Linked DNA regions of Homo sapiens: region 1 is linked to region 2. A link is a loop called in an ENCODE intact Hi-C map of the cell type or tissue named here. Cell type or tissue: gastrocnemius medialis. All regions are shown on one strand. Each heading gives the region's core, and the rest is flanking DNA. Links, peaks and the distances in the headings are about the cores only.

The links. Hi-C counts contacts between places; a loop is a spot of excess contacts. Peaks named below come from ENCODE experiments on the same cell type or tissue, not always from the same donor. Only the 100,000 strongest peaks of a DNase experiment are listed, where the experiment ranks them.
Region 1: it touches region 2 in a loop (15-fold over the local background); 25 of 110 quality-filtered maps call a loop at or near these places.

The regions. Positions count from the first base shown.
Region 1 is chr18:11,652,831-11,658,206 of GRCh38, reverse strand. MIR7153 (microRNA 7153) reads left to right here and starts at 3,266; the gene lies at 3,266-3,322. RefSeq lists a cis regulatory region at 371 and an enhancer at 287-456. In gastrocnemius medialis, for the core only: a CTCF peak has its summit at 2,714 (motif pointing left); no DNase peak of the experiment used is centred there; H3K4me3 peaks cover 560 bases.
Region 2 is chr18:11,870,287-11,875,662 of GRCh38, reverse strand. GNAL (G protein subunit alpha L) reads right to left here. Exons shown (of 12, transcript NM_182978.4): 10 at 3,265-3,395. Among named protein-coding and RNA genes, the nearest start is that of CHMP1B, 22 kb to the right of the region's middle. RefSeq lists a silencer at 1-72. In gastrocnemius medialis, for the core only: CTCF peaks have their summits at 2,774 and 2,976; a DNase peak (open chromatin) is centred at 2,972; H3K27ac peaks cover 936 bases.

The DNA of each region.
Region 1 (5,376 bases), core at 70-5,069, 220 kb after region 2:
AGGTTGAGGCAATGTGAGACCTTCACACGGGGATGTGCAGTTGGGAGTTGATCTGGAGGGCTGGAATTCAGAGCAGAGATTGGGTCGAGAGACGGAAATTTGGCATTGTGAACATGTTTGAAGCCATGGGAGTGGGTGAGACCTTTGAAGAGAGATCACAGAGTGAGAACTGAAGTGAGTTGAAAGCAGGATTTTGATAAATTCCAATGTTCAAACTAGGCTTGGAGAAGGAGCAGGAGCTCTGAAAGGAAACTCAGAAAATGTGGCCAGAGGGTCAGAGGGTAAACAGAGAGTGGTTCCTCAGGAAGCCGGGGAGTGGGTGTTTCAAGAAGCTTAGCGGTGTGCAAGGCTTCCAAGAGCCATGAAGAAACTGAGCAAGATGGCAGGCTTATCATCACGCAAGCCTCTGCTGGCCTAAAGGAGAGTGTTTTAGTGGCTGGATGTCCGACTGGGGGGTGCTGAGGAGTGGGGCTGAGGAAGAGTGGACGGACGGATGGCCAGATGAATCAAAACAAAGCTCCGGTGGGAAGAGAGAGCAAGGAGCTGGAGGGGACCAAATCCTGGGGGGGGGGCTCCCAGGGGCAAAGGAGAGCAGGCACGGATGCCAATGGAGAGGCATTTTGTGAGAAAAGGCTGAGGTTTTATGAGAAAGAGGGAAAAAGGGAGTGGAGTGCCTGAGGAGGCTGGGTGGGCCAGGGCTACTCGGAAGCATCTAGAGAAGTGCTGCCTTTTGATAGGAAGAAAGGGCTCTCGTTTTAGTTTTAAAAAAAAAAAGATGCAGTGAGTGGCATTGCTGCGCACAGGCTCTGGTGAAATGGCGTCAGGATGCGTCAGAATTCCTCACCGGCGTCTTCAGATTTTCTCTGAAGTATTTGAGATAAGATCATCTTCCATAGGGTGGCAGCAACAGTGGGAGGTTTGAGGGAAATGGAAACTGCAAGAAATTGTTACTGTGTGGAGGTGCTGGGGAAGCAGGCATTCGGAGACCTTTATTAGGTTTCATGATATGAAGATGACACAGGAGAGCTCATCAGCTCCAAAGTATTTACAATCGAATTTCCTAAAGAAGTGGACTGGCTGCACAGATTGTGGTCGCTGTCCTTCATGCTTGTGCTGGTATTTAGAGCACAGTGTCTCTGTCTTACCCCCCAAAGCAGCTCTGGACTCAATGTCTAATGAGCATCTGAGATGGCACCCCACCTTTTTAGTTTTGCTGTTTAAAAATAGTTTCACAAATGACTTTCCTCTGCTAGGGAGCAAATGTCAAAACACTTTCTGAGAACTCCCATGACCTGACTGTTGAAGTGACAAAGCCTATATCCCTTAGAACAAAGTAAATTCTGGTGCTTCTTTTTTGGTGTCTGTTTTGTATTGTATCTATTTTTTAGAGATGGGGTCTTTCCATGTTGCCCAGGCTAGAGTGCAGGGGGGGCATGATCATAGCTCATTTTAGCCTCCAACTCCTGCACTCAAGTGATCCTCGCACCTCAGCCTCCCGAGTAGTTGGGCCTACAGGTGGTGCCACCACACCAAGCTCTGTCTGTTGATTGGGATGCAGCTAGGGTGGGGTGAGTGGTAGAGGTAGATTCATTGGCACAGGAAGGCCCCCACACACATGAGACCAGAGGAACTGGCTCCATCCCTGTGTCTGACTTGCCTTTGTTGTAGAAGCAATGGTCCAGCTCCCAGGTCTAGAGGCTTGAGTTTGTTAAAATGTGCTGGACATCCAGACAAATCAGACACTTTTTATGGAAAGCTATATAAAGGACACCATCCTTCCTAACAATACCACAGAGATTCAAGGGATTCAAAAATCGAGAATGAAATCCGTTCCAAAGCACGATACTGATGGCCTAATTTTGGCTTATGTCCTGCTGAGTTACCCCCAGTAGTGGGCCTGAGCCCCTTGGGGGAGGGACAAAGTAAAAGGTGGGTTGGTTGGGGAGAAGTGTTGACCTGGAAGTTGTAGCTGAACTTCAGTAAACTCTTTTATGAGGGGTATAAGCTTTGCACCCTGATTACGTACTAGAAAGATAATTGCTATTCAAACTTAAAAATGGCTACATGTACTATCTTGGTTTCCAGTGCTCCACAATCTGGTTGGAGTCCCATCTATTCTTTCATGCTTAGTTGGAATCTTCTTCCCTAGCTATATTGATTAAATAGGGATGAATCACGCCCTTAACCACGCTCAGAGCACTCCTGAGATAGTATCTTCTTTCCCCTTTGTTATCAGTTCCTCAAAGACAGGAGGATGTCTCTTATGTGTTTATATTCCCAGGGTTTCATACTTAGTACTTTTTTGATGTGCTTACCTCTTTGAAGTTTTAGGGAACTTGCTCAATAATAAAGACTAGACATTGAATTTGCTGTCGAGATGTTCAAAGCTGAGGCTTTTTTTTTTCTTTTGCTGTGATTCCAGAAAATCCTGTCTTCCATCTGTGTTTGGGAGGCAACTGAGCGGTCTCGCCTGGCAGTTTCCTGTTGGGCTTGTTTCTTCAGCGGACCCAGGTCTGGTGTTCCTTCTCTGTCCCTCACCACGACCTCTCTACTATTGAACTTATAAAAGGGGAGATAAGGAGTGTAAACCATTTAGAAAACATATGTTTGATATTTATAGCTACAGAAGATATTTAAGGTGTGATTGATCACACGTGAATTTCCTTCCAAACAACAAACCGAGCTGGGAAAACACTCAGTGGTGTAGACCGCCCCCTGCTGGCCTCGTTCCGAACCCCAGAGCGCGCCGGTGCCATCCCGTCGCGTTGCCGCAGGGAGGGGAGGAGTACCGTGCCCACACCTAGGAATGTATCTTCGTGGAAACCCCATGGCACAGGGTGTTGTGTCCTTTGGAGCCCCTCCTCGCAGCTGTGAGCTATTTACTAATAGCTATCACGTGGGGAGGTTGTGTTGCTTTAAAAATGGAATGATATTTCTGCTTTACAGTTTTCCTAAATCTGGGCATCTAGTGAAGCTGTCCTTCGGGAATTCACGCTCCAGCTGGAAGCCAAAGGGGGAGGGCTGTGTTCTCTGAGGGAGTTGGAGGTCACCCCGTGCTGGCGAAAGGTCTGGGAGTGGAGCTCAGGAGGTCTGCCTTTGACTCCGGCCTCCTTCTCCAAACTGGGGGTTTCCTTGTCAATGGAGTGGTTTGACTAGGTGATTTCTAAGGACCCTTCAGCTGTGTCATGGTGGGCAGCACCGTCCTGCCTTCCTGGAGCTTACATTCCAGCTAGCGTGTTTACTCGAGCTCCTGTGCTCGGTGTGGTGAGAACTGACAAATGTGGTAGGTGGTCGAAGTCATCCACACCATGGACGGTTTACCACTTCTGTGACCGGACCCTGAAGTCGGGATTTGCTGGGAAGCACACAGGTGCACCCATCTCCTTCCAGGTCACTGCCCCAGTCAATTCGTGCTGGCTGAGGCCGTCTGCGCATCCAGCACTCCTTGGTAATTCTTGTATGTCTTCATTCCGCTTTTCCTGCATTAAGCATGGAAGCTCTTTCCAAACTTCTTGGTACCCGGGTCCTTTGATCCTCCTGCCCCTGCTGCTTACTCTCTTAGCAGAAAACCCTACCTCCCTCCTGCAGAAAAGACGCTGTCTGAATTGCTAGCCTTCCCCTCACTACTGGCTGGCTCTCATCAGTGTTGAATTTACCTTTGCCCCAACCAAAAAGCCAAAATACTGGATGCTGCATTTGCCACCTGCATTCCATATCTCATATCTTTCCTTCCCTTCACAGTCAAATTTCTTGAAAGCAGTGTCTACATCCACTGTCTTCCTTTCTTGCCTCGACTTGTTCCCGAAGCCACTGCAGGCTGGCTGACTTCCTCATCTCCACTCCACCGAAACGGCATCATTTCAAGGTCCCCCAGTACCTGCATGTTGCTGAAGCCAGTGGGCACCTAACACTTTTTGTTTGGGGCACTAGACCATTCCCCATGCTCTCGATCAATGCTCCTGGTTTCCCCCTTCATTTCAGCTGCTTATTTCCTGTGGTAAGGGTCCTGCTTGCTTTTTGTCTTCCTTTGCGTTCTTTCCCAGATGTTTTTCGGTTTTGCTCCCCATCCTGCCACCACGGGAGCAGAAGAGGCAGGTGCAGGGATGCAGAAGCACAGCAGGGAGGTGCTTTAGACGGGTTGGCTAGAAGGCCTGTGGAAGAGGGCATTTGGCCTTGCTCATTTCAGAATTCCTGCGAAGAGAGCACAGGGGCAAGGGCCTTCCCTAGATTACAAATGGAAATGAAGCACAAGCTTGAGTGCCAGAGCAGCATCAGCTGCTGTGTGGCGTGGGAAGGGACCCCGACGTCCTAGGGATGCAGGGTAGATCTGAGCTACTTGCTGGGGAGCTTGCCCTAGAAGTCTGCCAAGGTGGGGTTGGAGGGGCCCTGCAGATGAGAGCGGCCAGGTGAGCTGCCTGGACTGGGGGCAGGTGGGATTGCAATGTAACAAGTGGACGCCAAGAGGCCCCACCGCACAGCAGGAGCTGAGGTGGGGTTCGCCAGCAGTGGGAGACAGCCAGGCTCTTTGGGAGGGATGCCCGTACTAAAGGGAAAGTCACATTTCTCAGCTGGATTCCATTTCACTCTCACTTAAGTGGAACCAGCCAATGTGCACCCAGGACAGGATCCAAGGTGGGGACCCATGGAAGGAGCACAGGCCTCCAGCGCTGCGAAGGCATGGGCACCACTCCAGGCCCACATCCTCTTGGAGAAGAGCAAGAGAGTGGAAGAAGCAGGAAACGTTATTTACCCGCCTCAGAAGTCACCCAAGAGCTCGTGAAATTGGGCAGGGACTGTGGTAACATAAAGTTTCAAGTTCAAAGTTTATGTGTCCTTCCTTACTCCCGGTGGAGTGGGCTCATGAGAATATCCAAGTGTTTATAAAGGATAAAGAACCCACATTTTCTTTGCACATCTGGCTGGAAAGTGAGAAATGTATAAATTTTTGAAGAAACTGAAGGGACTGTCATACATCTGTAATAATGATACACGTAAAGTCTGTGGAATAACATGAAAAATCTGTAAGATGTACCATTAAGCGAGCAAAGAATAAAACTTGTGTGTTTGATTTTAACCGTGTAAAATCAAATACTTTTGAGTAAAACCTGGAAAAAACGTGAGGAAAATAAAACCAACTATCACTGTGGTAGGAGTGTAGGTGGATTTTTAAAAAATCCTCTCGTCTTATTTATTAAGAATAAAATAAGGTTGTTAATTCATTTTTTTGATTGTGGTATACTTTAAATTTCTTTCCTGGTGGTGCAGTGTACCCCACTTTTTTTTTCTTTCACTGGAACTAATGTTTCTGTTTGGAAAAGCACACATAGGCCAGGTGCACTTTGGGAGGCTGAGGCGGGTGGATCAGCTGAGGTCAGG
Region 2 (5,376 bases), core at 181-5,180:
GCCTCAGGAAGCTTCCAATCATGGCAGAAGATGCACAGGGAGTGAGACATCTCACGTGGCCAGGGCAGGAGCGAGAGAGAGATGGGGGAGGTGCTACACCCTGTTAAATGACCTGCTGTTGCAGAACCCATTCACTATCTTGAAAACAGTGTCAAGAGGATGGTGCTAAACCATTCAAAAATGATCCATCCCCAAGATCCAGTCACCTCCCACCAGGCCCCACCTCAAACACTGGGGATTACAATTCCACAAAAGATTTGGTTAGGGACACAGATCTAAATCCTATCACCAGCCTAAGGTATTTTGTTACAGCAGCGCAAGCAAGACAGGCTGGGGTGGGGGAGAAATCCTACTGACCTGCCTGAGCCCCAGAGCTGCCCTCCCTGCAGAGCTGTTGGGAGAGGAAAGCTCGGAGCCTCCAGGCACAGGAGCTGGGCCCTGGCCTCCCTGGGGGCAGCACTGGCAGGGCCTCCATGGACTGCCTCTCAGCTTCCATCAGCCTCCTCTTCTGAGACTCCCCTTCCCTGTTCCTGCTCCCCACTCAGGCATGCGGAGCACCCAGATCACTATGGCCGACCCTCTAGCTCTAGGCCTTTCTGAGGCATTCTCCCCCGGAAGAGTCCACATTCATGTGGTCCTATCATTATTTTCTGTAACCCCACGAAATCTGAGATCTAGGCGACACAGCTGAGTGTTCTTACCACTCTCTGCCTTCTCTGTTGCAGGGTGTGTGAGGCTGTGAGGACACTTACTCACAGATTCATAGAAGGGAGGGTGCAGCACCCAGTGATGGGCAGGGGAGGGCGCAGCACCTGCTGTGGGGGGTGGGTGGGTGCAGCATCCAGTGAGGGAGGGAAGGGTGCAGCAACCGCTGTGGGTCTCTGCCTGGGCTGTGTTCTGGAGTGGCTGGGGAGCGCCCATGTCATTTATCTTGGCGGGGGTGGGGGTCACTGACATACTCTGGAATGCCCAGAGTGTCCGTGTACCATCTGAGGAGTTCTTTTTTTTTTTCTTGAGACTAAGTCTCACTCCGTCACCCAGGCTGGAGTGCTTTTTTTTTGTTTTTTTGAGACGGAGCCTTGTTCTGTCGCCCAGGCTGGAGTGCAGTGGCACGATCTTGGCTCACTGCAACCTCCGCCTCCTGGGTTCAAGTGATTCTCCTGCCTCAGCCTCCCGAGTAGCTGGGACTACAGGCGCACACCACCACGCCCAGCTAATTTACTTTTTAGACATTTACACAAATGCATTCACATGGTGTGTAGTTTTTGCTTTGATTCTTTCTGTCAGCACAATTACTGTGAGTTTAACCCATGCCGTCACATGGACCAACTGTTAGTTCCTTTTAATTGCTAAGTGAGAGTTGACGTTGGAGTTGATGGTGGTCCCAGGCTTCCAGCAGGTGCTGCAGATGCTCAGGGATGGGTGAGTCTCTTGGGAGAGGCAGGGCACAGATGGAGATGACGCATGCTGCTGGGTGAAGAGCAGTCACTGGGCCTGGCACCGAGGCAGCAAGCCAGGGTCCCCTCAGCCCCTGGACGGAAGCCCTTCAGCACCCGCGGCTGGGCAGGTGGCCTTGGCTGTCAGCCAGTGGTGGTGCTTCTCCTTGGTGCTCCTAAGCAGGTAAGGTTGTGTCTCAGAAGGGTGACTTTGGTAGTTCACAGAATGTTCTGGAAAGGTGAGTGACCAGCTACAGGAGGTCAGGCAGGAAGCTGTGGCAGCTGCTGAGACGAGAGGAGTGAGGGCCTGGACCACAGCCATGAGGAGGGAAAGAGGGAAGGGCCTGGGGAGGCAGACCCTGTTGGAAGGACCCCCCGGCCGCCGAGCCACTGCCTGAGCTGAGTGACAGGAGGTGGCAAGAGGCGGTTAGCGGGAGAATTAAAGACCCAGCTTGCTGGGAAACTGGCAATGCCAGCCACAGAAAGCGCAGCAGAAGCCATGCTCTGATGATGTGCCATGGGCAAGCGGCACCCGGCCTCAGTCCTGGAAAGCACATCATCAGGCTGCGGGTAGAGCAAGGCAGTGATGAACTGCAATGAGATTTCCACTTGATTTGGTCTCAGGAAGAGCCTGGACCTTGACCTCACGCTGAGTGACCCTCTGGCGGGTGCGGAGACTGCTGGTGGCTCATGAAAGCAGCTGGGTCTGGTGAGACCACAGGCAGAGCTGGTGCTCAGGCCCATTTCCAATGTCTATTATTTATTCCTATAAGGAAATATGTAGCAGTAGGAATTTTTTTCGGGTCTTTATGACACAGGTGATAGCAGTAGGATTTTGTTGGAAGGCCCCACAAGGGTCAGGATTTTACTATGAATATACTTATATAATGCCTCTCCCATGAGGGAGAAAAGAACATTGAACATAAGGAGCAAAAAAGTTTAATGACAAATGCAAGTTTTCTTTTCCCTCTTCATTGAGGATAAAAAATAAATTTTCCAAATCTTAACTATATTTTCCAGGAAAGTGTCTTTTATTCTGCGTTTTCTAGTTTGGAATTCAAGATGTAAGAAGCGGTGTTATTTCACCTTAAATCACTCCTATGAGCCTCTGGTAGACCTGGTGTTCACTGGAAACTGAAGTGTAAGCGACTGGAAACGGAGTGACCAACTCTTCCTGGTCTACCTTCCCAGCTTTAGCACTGACGGTCCCGTGCCCCGGAAACCCCTCAGTCTCAGGTGGCCTGGGATGGCTGCTGGCCCTGCTGGAAATCCCCAAGGCTGCAGCCACAGCAAGGCTAGAGACAGGAGCAGATAAGCGCGGCTGCTGCCAGCATGGGCTTGGGGACAAAGGGTGCAAGGACTGCCTTGCCTGCATGACTCTACCCGTGTGGCTTTGAACACGCTATCTCTCCTCTCTCAGACTCTCTTTCCACGGGAAAAAATAATAGAAACTACCATGCAGGGTCATCTGAGGGTGAAGTGAGAAGGTCTGTATCAAGGACTAACAAGGCACCTGTCATGTCACACCCAGCCAAAGGCACTAGAGGGAGAGCTCATACCAGCATGACACAGTCACATCCCAAAATGGCTCTTTCTTCTGCTGCACGGTTTCAATGGAAAGTCAAACTCGGAAACATTTACAAATGGGATCCGATTACAAATAGGACCTTGTAACACTCTAATACTTTAGGATATGGGCAGTAGAAAGAAAATTGATTTAAATAAAGTGAATTTCTTTGATTCATCAGAGGTATGTGAATTAGAGTTACAGGACTATTAATAAAACAATTCTATTCCTCAATCATAAGAATGTGTTTTGAAATCTTACCGTCTTCAGGAACAGTATAATTTGCATATTCTGGGAAATAGTCTTCAATTTTTGATTTCCCTGCCAAGACTTTTTCTGCCAGCATATCTTGTTTGTTCAAGAACAAGATGATAGAAATGGTCCGTAACCACCTAAAAAAGGAAAAATAAACATACAAATTTCACATACACTAGTACATGAAAGTGCCTCTAACATAGAAGTTGCTAAATTAAAAGAATACCATCGTCTTCCTAAAAATGTATAGGATTCAAGAAAGTTCAGTACACCAGTATCCTCATTCCATCTGTAAAGAATGATAAACAAATATAGGTACAGGTTGAGCATCCCTAATCCAAAAACACAAAATCCAAAATGCTTCAAAATCCAAAACTTTTTCAGCACTGACATGATGCTCGAAGGAAATGCTTGTCGGAGCATTTGACACTTTGCATTTTCATATTAGGGATGCTGGACTAGTAAGTATAATGCAACTATTCCAAAAAACAACAACAACAAGAAATCTTAAACACTTTTGGTCCCAAGCATTTCGGATAAGGGATACTCAATCTGTAGTTAAGCACTTTCTAATTCAGTCCCATGGGGGATATAGATTTATTGGAACCAAAGCTAAGATTTACTTATGTAATGAGTTCACTTGAATTTCTGTGGTGTAATTTACCAATAAAAGGTCGGAAAACTCACATTAGAAGTGAAAGTGTTAACAACAACAAAGTAATATATGACTCATTAGCTAATAACACAGAGCTTAACATGCAGCTGGCTTGGTTCTTCTTCCGCCTCCATCACTTCAAAGGAATCAAGCTAACTGATTAGTCTACAGGAATCTTACTATCAATTAATAACACAATTTGGCCACGTGTGGTGGCTCACGCCTGTAATCCCAGCACTTTGTGGGGCAGAGGTGGGCAGATCACGAGGTCAGGAGTTCGAGACCAGCCTGACCAACACTGTGAAACCCTGTCTCTACTAAAAATACAAAAAGTAGCTGGGCGTGGTGGCACGTGCCTGCAGTCCCAGCTACTCGGGAGGCTGAGGCAGGAGAATCGCTTGAACTGGGGAGGTGGAGGTTGTGGTGAGCTGAGATTGCACCACTGCACTCCAGCCTGGGGGACAGAGCGAGACTCTGTCTCAAAAAAAAAAAAAAAGAAAGAAAAACCCACACACACAATCCACTTTCCCGTCAAATGGAAATAGCTTACCTGCTTCTTCTAGTAATAAAATATATAACCTTTGTAAAAACAAATCTTATAGAAAAACATACAGAAAAAAATCAAATGTAATTATACCCAGAAACAATTACTACAGAAATTTTATGTTTTCATGCCCAAGTTTTTTTCTGTCCTCACACATACTTAAAAACGAGATCATAGTGTTTTAAAATCAGCTTTTTCCTATAAGAAGATTGTGGTCATTTTCCCACTTACACATATAGTGTTTATAAATAAATTCATAATAACTCTATAGTATCCTTCTGTATACCTGGTATTTCCTGACCCTGTTTCTTTCCTATTAACAGTCTTATTACCACAAATTTGAGGATGGTTGTTGAACATTTCATACAAAAACACTTTTCTGATAATCCAAAACTTTTATAAGGTAAACTTATGTTTCCTCTCCTCCTTGGTAATATTTCTTCCAAAATATTTCAGAAGAAACTTTGATTTCTAACTATATATGTATGTATTGTGTGTGTGCGCGCTAAATATTCCTTTCTGAAATAATCACTTCTGCCAATCTGCAATGCTAGTAGTTTCAAACATGATTATGTGGTGATTGTGAGCTGTAAGGGATCTTAGAGATCATCTAGTTATTAGTGGATGTCCTAAACTGGTACTTTATTTATTTTCAAAATTAAAAAAATTTTTTTTTTTACTTTTTGAGACAGAGTCTCACTCTGTTGCCCAGGCTGGAGTTCAGTGGTGCGATCTCAGCTCGCTGCAACCTCCACCTCCCGGGTTCAAGCGATTCTCCTGCCTCAGCCTCCCGAGTAGCTGGGATTACAGGCGCCCACCACCACTCCTGGCTAATTTTTGTAGTTTTAGTAGAGACGGGGTTTCGCCATATTGGCCAGGTTGGTCTCGAACTCCTGATCTCAGGTGATCTTCCTGCCTT